Linked DNA regions of Homo sapiens: regions 2 and 3 are each linked to region 1. The links are chromatin contacts, found by Hi-C or POLR2A ChIA-PET in ENCODE. All regions are on one chromosome and are shown on one strand. Each heading gives the region's core, a stretch centred on a gene start or an enhancer-like site at or near the end of the contact. The rest is flanking DNA. Distances are from core to core; before and after follow the strand shown.

Region 1 (2,889 bases), core at 350-2,849:
ACACACATGCAGATGAGCCCTGATTTTAATCCTGCCTGCTCGACAGAAGAGACTAAATCACAACAGTGAAAAAAAGGGAGGCTGGACCGGATGAGAGGCCGGAGGCCGGCCCTACGTCCACCCGCCCAGCTGCCGGCTGCAGGCGAGGGACGTCACTGCCCGGCCTGGGTGTCCTGGGTGGGAGGTGACTCCGTTGGTGCTCCCGAGACCCTTGTTCTCACCGTAATTAGGAACTCAGCCAGTGTTTATTTGGGGCCAGGCCCTGCTCAGGTGCTGGGAAAACGGGAGAGGACAAAACACACAAGTTCCTCGTCCTCCCTTTCCCTTGGAGACAGGCAGGCAGATAAGTGAAACTTACGTGAGTGCAGAGGGCACGTCGCGCTATGGAGGAAACGTGGGCGAAGGGGGTGTTGGAGGCCGAAAGAGTGAGGGCCGTGATCAACTCAGTATACCACTGGGGGGCTATATGAGTAGACAGCAAACTGTTCTCGTAAATGCAGAATGTTGGCAAACTGACAAACTGCGTCTGCCGTGCAGAAGGGCTGCTGAGGGCCATCACCACCCAGGCACAAATGTTTCCTACGATTAGGCATAATTGAAGCCCGTCAGTAACAATATGAACCTGTGATCAATTAAGCAGCTGCTCAATCGTTACCTCCTCCTCTCTGCTCTTGTTACCCAATAAATACTAAGGGCTGTAGAAGCTCAGGAAGCTGCCTTTGCTCACTAGGAGCAGGGAGCCCTTTTCTTCTTCTTTTTCTCTTTTTTTTTTTTTGGGGGGGGGGGGGATGGAGTTTCACCCTTGTCGCCCAGGCTGGAGTGCAGTGGCGCCATCTCAGCTCACTGCAACCTCTGTCTCCCAGGTTCAAGTGATCCTCCTGCCTCAGCCTCTCGCGTAGCTGGGATTACAGGCGTGCGCAACCACGCCCGGCTAATTTTTGTATTTTTAGTAGAGACGGGGTTTCTCCATGTTGGCCAGGCTGGTCTCGATCTCCTGACCTCGTGATCCGCCTGCCTCGGCCTCCCAAAGTGCTGGGATTACAGGCGTGAGCCACCGTGCCCGGCTAATTTTGTATTTTTAGTAGAGACGGGGGTTTCTCCATGTTGGCCAGGCTGGTCTCGATCTCCTGACCTTGTGATCCGCCTGCCTCGGCCTCCCAAAGTGCTGGGATGACAGGCGTGAGCCACCATGCCCGGCCCCTTCTTCTCTCTTTCCTTCTCTCTTCTTCTTCCCCACGTTGCCCTTCCTTTAAAATAGTTACTTTTAAGTTTTTATTTCTATTTAAAAGTTTCCTTTGTTTCTTGTTATCATTTTCTACGTTTGTCCCTTCGTTCAGTCTTATAATGACGGTCTCAGGCAGTAACTGTGGCGGTCAGCCACAGGGTGGTTGGTGGTGTGAGCGTCTGCGATGTGAACTGGGAGGTCGGGAGCCTCGCGGAGAAGGTCACGCTCCAGCAGAGACCAGAGGAGAAGCCGAACTCGGGAGGCGGGCGAGGCATTCCAGGCTGACAGGAACTGCACGCACAGAGGCCCTGGGGCAGGACCTGCCTGGTGTGTAGGAGAAACAGCGACGAGGCCCGTGCAGCTGGAGCAGCGTGAGCAAGGAGAAGAGGAGCCGGGAGGAAGCCGATGCGGCGGGTCCTGCACGGCCTGTGGACTGTGGGGACACGGGTGACGTGTGAGCAGGGACGCGTCCCAATCAGAGCTCACAAGCGCCCTCTGGTGACATCTGGGAGAGCAAAACGTGGGCGGTGCCGGGAGAGGGCGTCACATGCTGGGAAGGATGATGAGGATGGATGACAGGAAGGATGATAGGGGAGGATGATGGGAAGGATGATGGGGAAGGATGATGGTAAGGATGATGGAGAAGGATGATGGGGAAGGATGATGGGGAAGGATGATGGGGAAGGATGATGGAGAACGATGATGGAGAACGATGATGGAGAAGGAATGTGGGAAGGTGATGGGGAAGGATGATGGGAAGGATGATGGGGAAGGATGATGGTAAGGATGATGGAGAAGGATGATGGAGAAGGATGATGGAGAACGATGATGGAGAACGATGATGGAGAAGGAATGTGGGAAGGATGATGGGAAGGATGATGGAGAACGATGATGGAGAACGATGATGGAAAACGATGATGGAGAATGATGATGCAGAAGGAATGTAGGAAGGATGATGGGGAAGGATGATGGAAAGGATGATGGGAAGGATGATGGAGAACGATGATGGAAAACGATGATGGAGAACGATGATGGAGAAGGAATGTGGGAAGGATGATGGGGAAGGATGATGGGAAGGATGATGGAGAAGGAATGTGGGAAGGATGATGGGGAAGGATGATGGAGAACGATGATGGAAAACGATGACGGAGAATGATGATGGAGAAGGAATGTGGGAAGGATGATGGGGAAGGATGATGGAAAGGATGATGGGAAGGATGATGGAGAACGATGATGGAGAACGATGATGGAGAAGGAATGTGGGAAGGATGATGGGGAAGGATGATGGGAAGGATGATGGGAAGGATGATGGAGAAGGAATGTGGGAAGGATGATGGGGAAGGATGATGAGAAGGATGATGGGGAAGGATGATGGGAAGGATGATGGGAAGGATGATGGGAAAAGATGATGGGAAAGTATGATGGGAAGGATGATGGGAAGGATGATGGAGAACGATGATGGAGAAGGATGATGGAGAAGGATGATGGGAAGGATGATGGAGAACGATGATGGAGAAGGAATGTGGGAAGGATGATGGGGAAGGATGATGGGAAGGATGATGGAGAAGGATGATGGGGAAGGATGATGGGGAAGGATGATGGGAAGGATGATGGGGAAGGATGATGGGAAGGATGATGGGAAGGATGATGGGGAAGGATGATGG
Region 2 (2,500 bases), core at 1-2,500, 190 kb before region 1:
TGCTCAAGCTTCCAGCATAGAGGTGCACTCGGCCTGGCCACCACCCCTGGCACACAGCAGCAACAGCCAACCCCATCTCGGCTGTACCTCCCGCTGCTGTGTGACCTCCGGCAGGTGACTCAGCACCTCCCTCACAGGCTGTTGTAAGGGAAATGTTTGTTATTTGCATGTTGCTTAGTTCCTGGCATACAGAAAGTGCCACCTAAATGTTTACATAAATAACACCATAGGTGCTCAGGAAATGGTACCACGGGCTGGCAGACACCCACAGGGACTTCTTGCTGTCACCTGGCCCACCCTAAAAAAGGGTCTCCTTCCGGAGGTAAGAGGACTTGGCCTCTGCTGTGAGATGGCAGAGAAGCAGGAAACACGTTGGGGAGGAGGGCACCCCCCAGAGATAGAATTCCAGGGCCATTGTCTGTGCAGCCACAGAGCAAACACTCGGCCTTTGTTCCCGGGACCCTGCGGGAGGGGGGCCTCGGGATGCCCATTCCGCCAGTGTGGCCCGCAAACCCGCCGGACAGGTTTGGTTCTCCTGGCCTCCCGGCCCCCCGCCACCCCGTTCACCCGAAGCCTGGGACCCAGCCTTCATCCCCAGTGTCTCCCCCGCCCGAGCCAGCAGGGCGGCTGGGCCTCCCCGCACGTGCACGGGTTCGAATCCCGCCGACGCACCGGGTGCCAGGACCGAGGGTCAGCCCTCTCCGCGCGCAGCGGGAGCGCCCACCCCAGGGGCGGAGGCGCGGACGTCCTGCCGGGGTAACCCGCGGCCGCCCCCACCTCCCGGGCCCGCGTGACTCACCTCCCAGGCCAGGCGGGGCGGGATGGAGGCGCGCGCGCGGCCCCTCCGCACAGACTTCCTGCTGCCGGGGCGGGGGATGCTGGCCCCGGCTCCCCGGGCCTCTCGCGACCCCCATCCCCCTGGGCCTGGGACGCGGGGACCCCCGAGCCTGGGAGGGCGCGCGCAGTGCGGGGCGCGGAGGGAGGTCTGGTCCTCACGCGAGGTCCCCGCCTCCAGGGTCCTCGGAGGGACGAGGGCGCGCAGCCTCCGCGTTCCCCTGCAAACTTGCGCGCAGCCGGGGGCGTGTCCGTCCCGGGAGGGTCCCCCCAACACCCGGGTCCCCAAGGCTCTTACCGACCAGTAAGCACAGCACGTCGAGCAGCACGAAGACCCACCTCCGCTGCATGGTCCCCGCGACCCCCGACGCCGGTCCCAGCGCGTCCCGTCGCGTCCCGGCCCGGCCGCGGAGTCACGTGGCGCGGAGCCCGCCCCGCGCGGAGAGGAGGGGAGGGGCGGGAAGGGGAGGAGGGGAGGGGCGGGGAGGGCACGAGGGGAGAGGTGAGGAGGGGAGGGGAGGGGAGGAGGGAGGGTTAGGGGCGGGGAGGGGAGGAGGGAGGGGGAGGGGAGGAGGGGAGGGCTAGGGGCGGGGAGGGGAGGGGGGAGGGGGAGGGAAGGGAAGAAGGGGGGGAGGGGAGGAGGGAGGGGGGACGGCAGCGGCGGGCAGGGGAGCAGCGGGGGGGGCGGGGCGCGGCGGACCCGGGACCGCGCGGACTCTGCCCCCGCCTGGCCGCGGCGCCCAAAAGAGCGGGTGGGGCGAGCGTGCGGGCGCCACGGGGACCTCGTCCGCCCGGAGTCCCGGCCCTGACCCGGGCTGTGCGGGTCTCCGAGCGGCGTGAGGTCCTCAGAGGCTGGAGGTTCCCCGCGGGTCGGGCCGGCGGAGCCCCGGGCGGGGACGTGGAGAAGGAGGACGAGCAGCGGCGGGACCGGCCCCGCGGGACGGTTCCCGACTTTCCTCCTCAGGGAGTGGCAGCCGCGCCGTGTGCGCCTGGAAACTCCGACAGCAGGAGGCACCTTAAAGTGGAAGGGGCGACGTGGCTTCATTTCAGGAGTTTCTTTTCTCCTAATACTCAAAATCCTGGCGCGTCCTTGGACCCCTGGCACGTTAGAAGCTCGAGTTCCTCGGCACCCACCTTGCGACGGCGTAGGGTGTCCAGGCGCAGCCCTGTGCCCAGGCACCGTTCCTATCAGCGCACTTGCTGTCCCATTTCACAGAAGAGCACGGGGGCGCCAGGAGCTGGGAACCCCATGAAATGGCGCCGGGGTCTGTGCCCCCACCAGGTCGTGGGGAGCCCTGAGCTGAGGGTGCCTGGGGATTGAGGGCACCTGAGCCAGGGAAACCCAGGCCCAAGGGACCCACACTGGGTCCTTTCGGCTGGGACCATCCGGGAGGCCTCAGGAGTGTCAGACCCACGTTTCCGGAGTCCAGCCTTGACCTCTGCCACTCACGGTCACTTAAATGGGAAGTGGCAGGCCTGGGGTCAGAAACAAGGCTGCTGGGCCCCAGATCCGCTGCCACCCTGACCCTCCTCTAAAACCCGTTCAGCACCACCATCAGCCCCCTGCCCCAGCAACACCAAAACAGGGTGCGTCTCAGCAACTGGACTTCAACTGGGAGCTCCTCGACCCTGCTTCCCGGATGGTCAGACACCTGCACGTGGGGCA
Region 3 (2,705 bases), core at 56-2,555, 210 kb before region 1:
AAAGTATTCAAAGATAGAAAGTGAATAGAATTTGTAACCATGATAATTTAATGTTTCATTGTGATATTTTCTAAAACAGAAGAGTTTAAGAATATTCAAAGTCAATTTCCTCAATGATACTTTGCAGAATGTGATGAAACTAGAGAAACAAAAATGGCAGGATATTCTGAGTGATTTTAGATGTTGCTAGGATTTATGGGAAAAAATAATTTACCTGTTAGAGAATCACAAATAATTATTGGAAGCCCAAACTCTGAAATGTTTCCAAATTTAGTTGAACTTGTAAGTAATTATAATGTCAATATAGCTAGTCATGAAGTTAATGATAAAAGACGACCCATGCCTTATTTATGTAATAAAATATACAATGAATGATTAATGCTCCTCGGAAAATACGCTGGACTTGAACTACAATTGAGAGTGTCAGAATCAAAATATATTTGATTGTATAACAGGAGTAGCCCATCATGAACAAATGTATCATCTCATAAAGTATGCTCACGTTAAATATACTGTCAGAACAATGGAAAAAGCTGTTTTGCCTTTGTTGAAAGAATAATGGAGACAGTCCAGCTTAGGGAATTATTAGGTTGGAAACATACAATGCTGGCATAAGAACGTCCTGGACAGGGATGTAACAGTGAACAGCTCTGGCAGGTGTAGGAAAGGGTCGCAGCCATCATATCCCCTCCCCAAATGCTCAAACTAAATCTGCACATACGTCTGTATTAGGATTTGGTACATGTTATTTCGTGTGGGGAGGTATAAACAATGCATTTAAACTTTACGTTTCTAGTTAGAATATGCCTATTGCTAAATATTTCCATACTGATTCAACTACTTCAGTGCTGTGAGACAAATGAGCTATTACAACACGAATGAAAGCGCTGGCGACTCCGCAGCGCCGGCCGGTCCCCAGCCATCACCCGCGCCGTCCCGATGGCGCCGCTCGCGTTGCTCCTTTCTCGGCGCCAGGATCTCTCCCCAGGAACCAGCGCAGATCCGGAGGCCACGCTGCGCTGCGCTGCGCTGCGCTGCGCTGTCAGGACGCGCAGTTCCCGCCCCGCTGAAGGGACACCGTTTTACAACACGCCGCGTAGACCGTGACAGGGAAGTAAGGCCCACGGCAGCGCTCCCTCCTCAGCACTCGCGGCCGCGGACAGGACGCCTTTTCCTCCTCCTCTCACCTGGTGACCGGGTGTCCCGAACCGCGGCCGCTCCCGGGCGGGTCCTGAAGAGACCGTGGCTCCGTCTTCCCGGTCGACGCCCCGGGGCGACGAGTGCGGATCCGCCGCGGTTCCCGCGCGTGCTCCAGGTTGGGCGGGAGCCGGGCGCCCCCTCGCGGCAGTCCTGGGGAGTCTCTGAAAATCAGCGTTCGGATGACTGCAGGCCGTGATTTCGGAAATGTCAACTGAAATCGAGGCCACCATCCCGTGCCTTGATCGGAACGGATGGAGATTTTAAAAACTAAAAAAGATGGCCCGGGCGCGGTAGCTCACGCGTGTAAACCCAGCACTTTGGGAGGCCGAGGCGGGCGGATCACCCGAGGTCGAGAGTTTGAGACCAGCCTGACCAACGTGGAGAAACCCTGTCTCTACTAAAAATACAAAATTAGCTGGGCGTGGTGGCGCATGCCTGTAATCCCAGCTACTCGGGAGTCTGAGGCAGGAGAATCGCTTGAACCCAGGAGGCGGAGGTTTCGGTGAGCTGCACCATTGCACTCCGGCCTGGGCAACAAGAGTGAAACTCCGTCTCAAAAAAATAAAATAAATAAAATAAAAACTAAAAAAGATGTCCAGTAGGCAAAAGTCAGTTGAGTTTCTTCATATCACCAATAATGGATGGAAATAATTGGAACTAGAAATATTAAAATACCATTTACAATAGCACCCCTGAAGCTGAATCCATTAAGTATCAGCGTAACAAAAGGTGTGCAAACATGCATTCGGAAAACCATGAATCACAGTTGAGAGAAACCAAAAGAGGTATAAGTAAATGCAGAGATGTTCCTTATTTAGGAGAAGTACACTCATTATTGTGAAGGTGACAATTCTTTCCAAATCGATCTATAGATTCAGCCAAATCCCAGTTAAATTCCAGGCAAAGATATCGACAAACTGTTCCTAAACCCAGAATGGATGAAATAAGACTGAAGGAGAACAAAGTTAAAGACCTCACACATCTGGATCTGAACACTCACCCTAAAGCCACAGTAATGAAGAGAGCGTGGCAGTGGTGAAGCGGTTAGACACATAGATAAGTGGGACAGAACAGAGAGCCCCCAAACAGACTCAAGCCAACTGACTTTGTCAAACGGACAAAGGCAACTCAGTGGAGAAAGAGAAGTCTGTTCCACAAAAGACAACAGAACAATTGCAAACCATAGGGGAAAGAAATGAATGGAGACAAAAACCTTGTATTTTATCCAAAAATTCACTCAAAATAGTCCATAGACTTAAATTTTCAAGTGCAAAGTTGTGAAAGTTATAGAAGAAAGCCGAGAAAAATATCTGCATGGCCTTGGTTTGGGTGATGAGTTTCTAGATGCAATACACCAAAAGCCAACCCACAAAAGAAAACAAAACAATAACGGGGACTTTATTAAAATTTAAAATGGCTGCTCTGGTTAAGAGAACAAAAAAGCAATTCACAGACTGATTGATAGAAAATATTTGGGAAACAGCCGGGCAAGGTGGCTCATACCC

The links. A loop is a pair of places that touch in the nucleus more often than their neighbours do. ChIA-PET counts read pairs that join two places held with the same protein, here RNA polymerase II (POLR2A). Pooled maps may share reads with other maps.
Region 2: a loop to region 1 is called in a map of heart left ventricle, with 2.6 times the contacts of the local background. The contact joins the promoter of PLPP2 here to the enhancer-like site in region 1. A Hi-C loop is called at or near these places in 5 of 168 maps with a recorded cell type or tissue (PC-9, chondrocyte, dorsolateral prefrontal cortex and 1 more) and 13 of 50 pooled maps. POLR2A ChIA-PET finds 5 or more read pairs at or near these places in 3 of 52 experiments (H1, WTC11 and activated B cell).
Region 3: a pooled map shows a loop between it and region 1 (3-fold over the local background). The contact joins two enhancer-like sites. A Hi-C loop is called at or near these places in 1 of 168 maps with a recorded cell type or tissue (dorsolateral prefrontal cortex) and 6 of 50 pooled maps. POLR2A ChIA-PET finds 5 or more read pairs at or near these places in 3 of 52 experiments (HCT116, activated T-cell and naive thymus-derived CD4-positive, alpha-beta T cell).

The regions. Positions count from the first base shown.
Region 1 is chr19:478,637-481,525 of GRCh38, forward strand. It overlaps a transcript of CIMAP1D not described here. Among named protein-coding and RNA genes, the nearest start is that of CIMAP1D, 5.1 kb to the left of the region's middle. Within about 2 kb of position 1,600, at least 8 of the 41 ENCODE cell types and tissues checked have a DNase peak (open chromatin) inside an H3K27ac peak, as active enhancers do; they include dorsolateral prefrontal cortex and heart left ventricle, where a contact is called at or near this core.
Region 2 is chr19:290,153-292,652 of GRCh38, forward strand. PLPP2 (phospholipid phosphatase 2) reads right to left here and starts at 1,251. Exons shown (of 6, transcript NM_003712.4): 1 at 1,133-1,251. The coding sequence starts at 1,184. RefSeq lists enhancers at 1-447, 1-417, 448-1,145.
Region 3 is chr19:266,211-268,915 of GRCh38, forward strand. No RefSeq gene overlaps it. Among named protein-coding and RNA genes, the nearest start is that of PLPP2, 24 kb to the right of the region's middle. RefSeq lists an enhancer at 1,024-1,153 and a silencer at 1,314-1,393. Within about 2 kb of position 1,306, at least 12 of the 41 ENCODE cell types and tissues checked have a DNase peak (open chromatin) inside an H3K27ac peak, as active enhancers do; they include dorsolateral prefrontal cortex, where a contact is called at or near this core.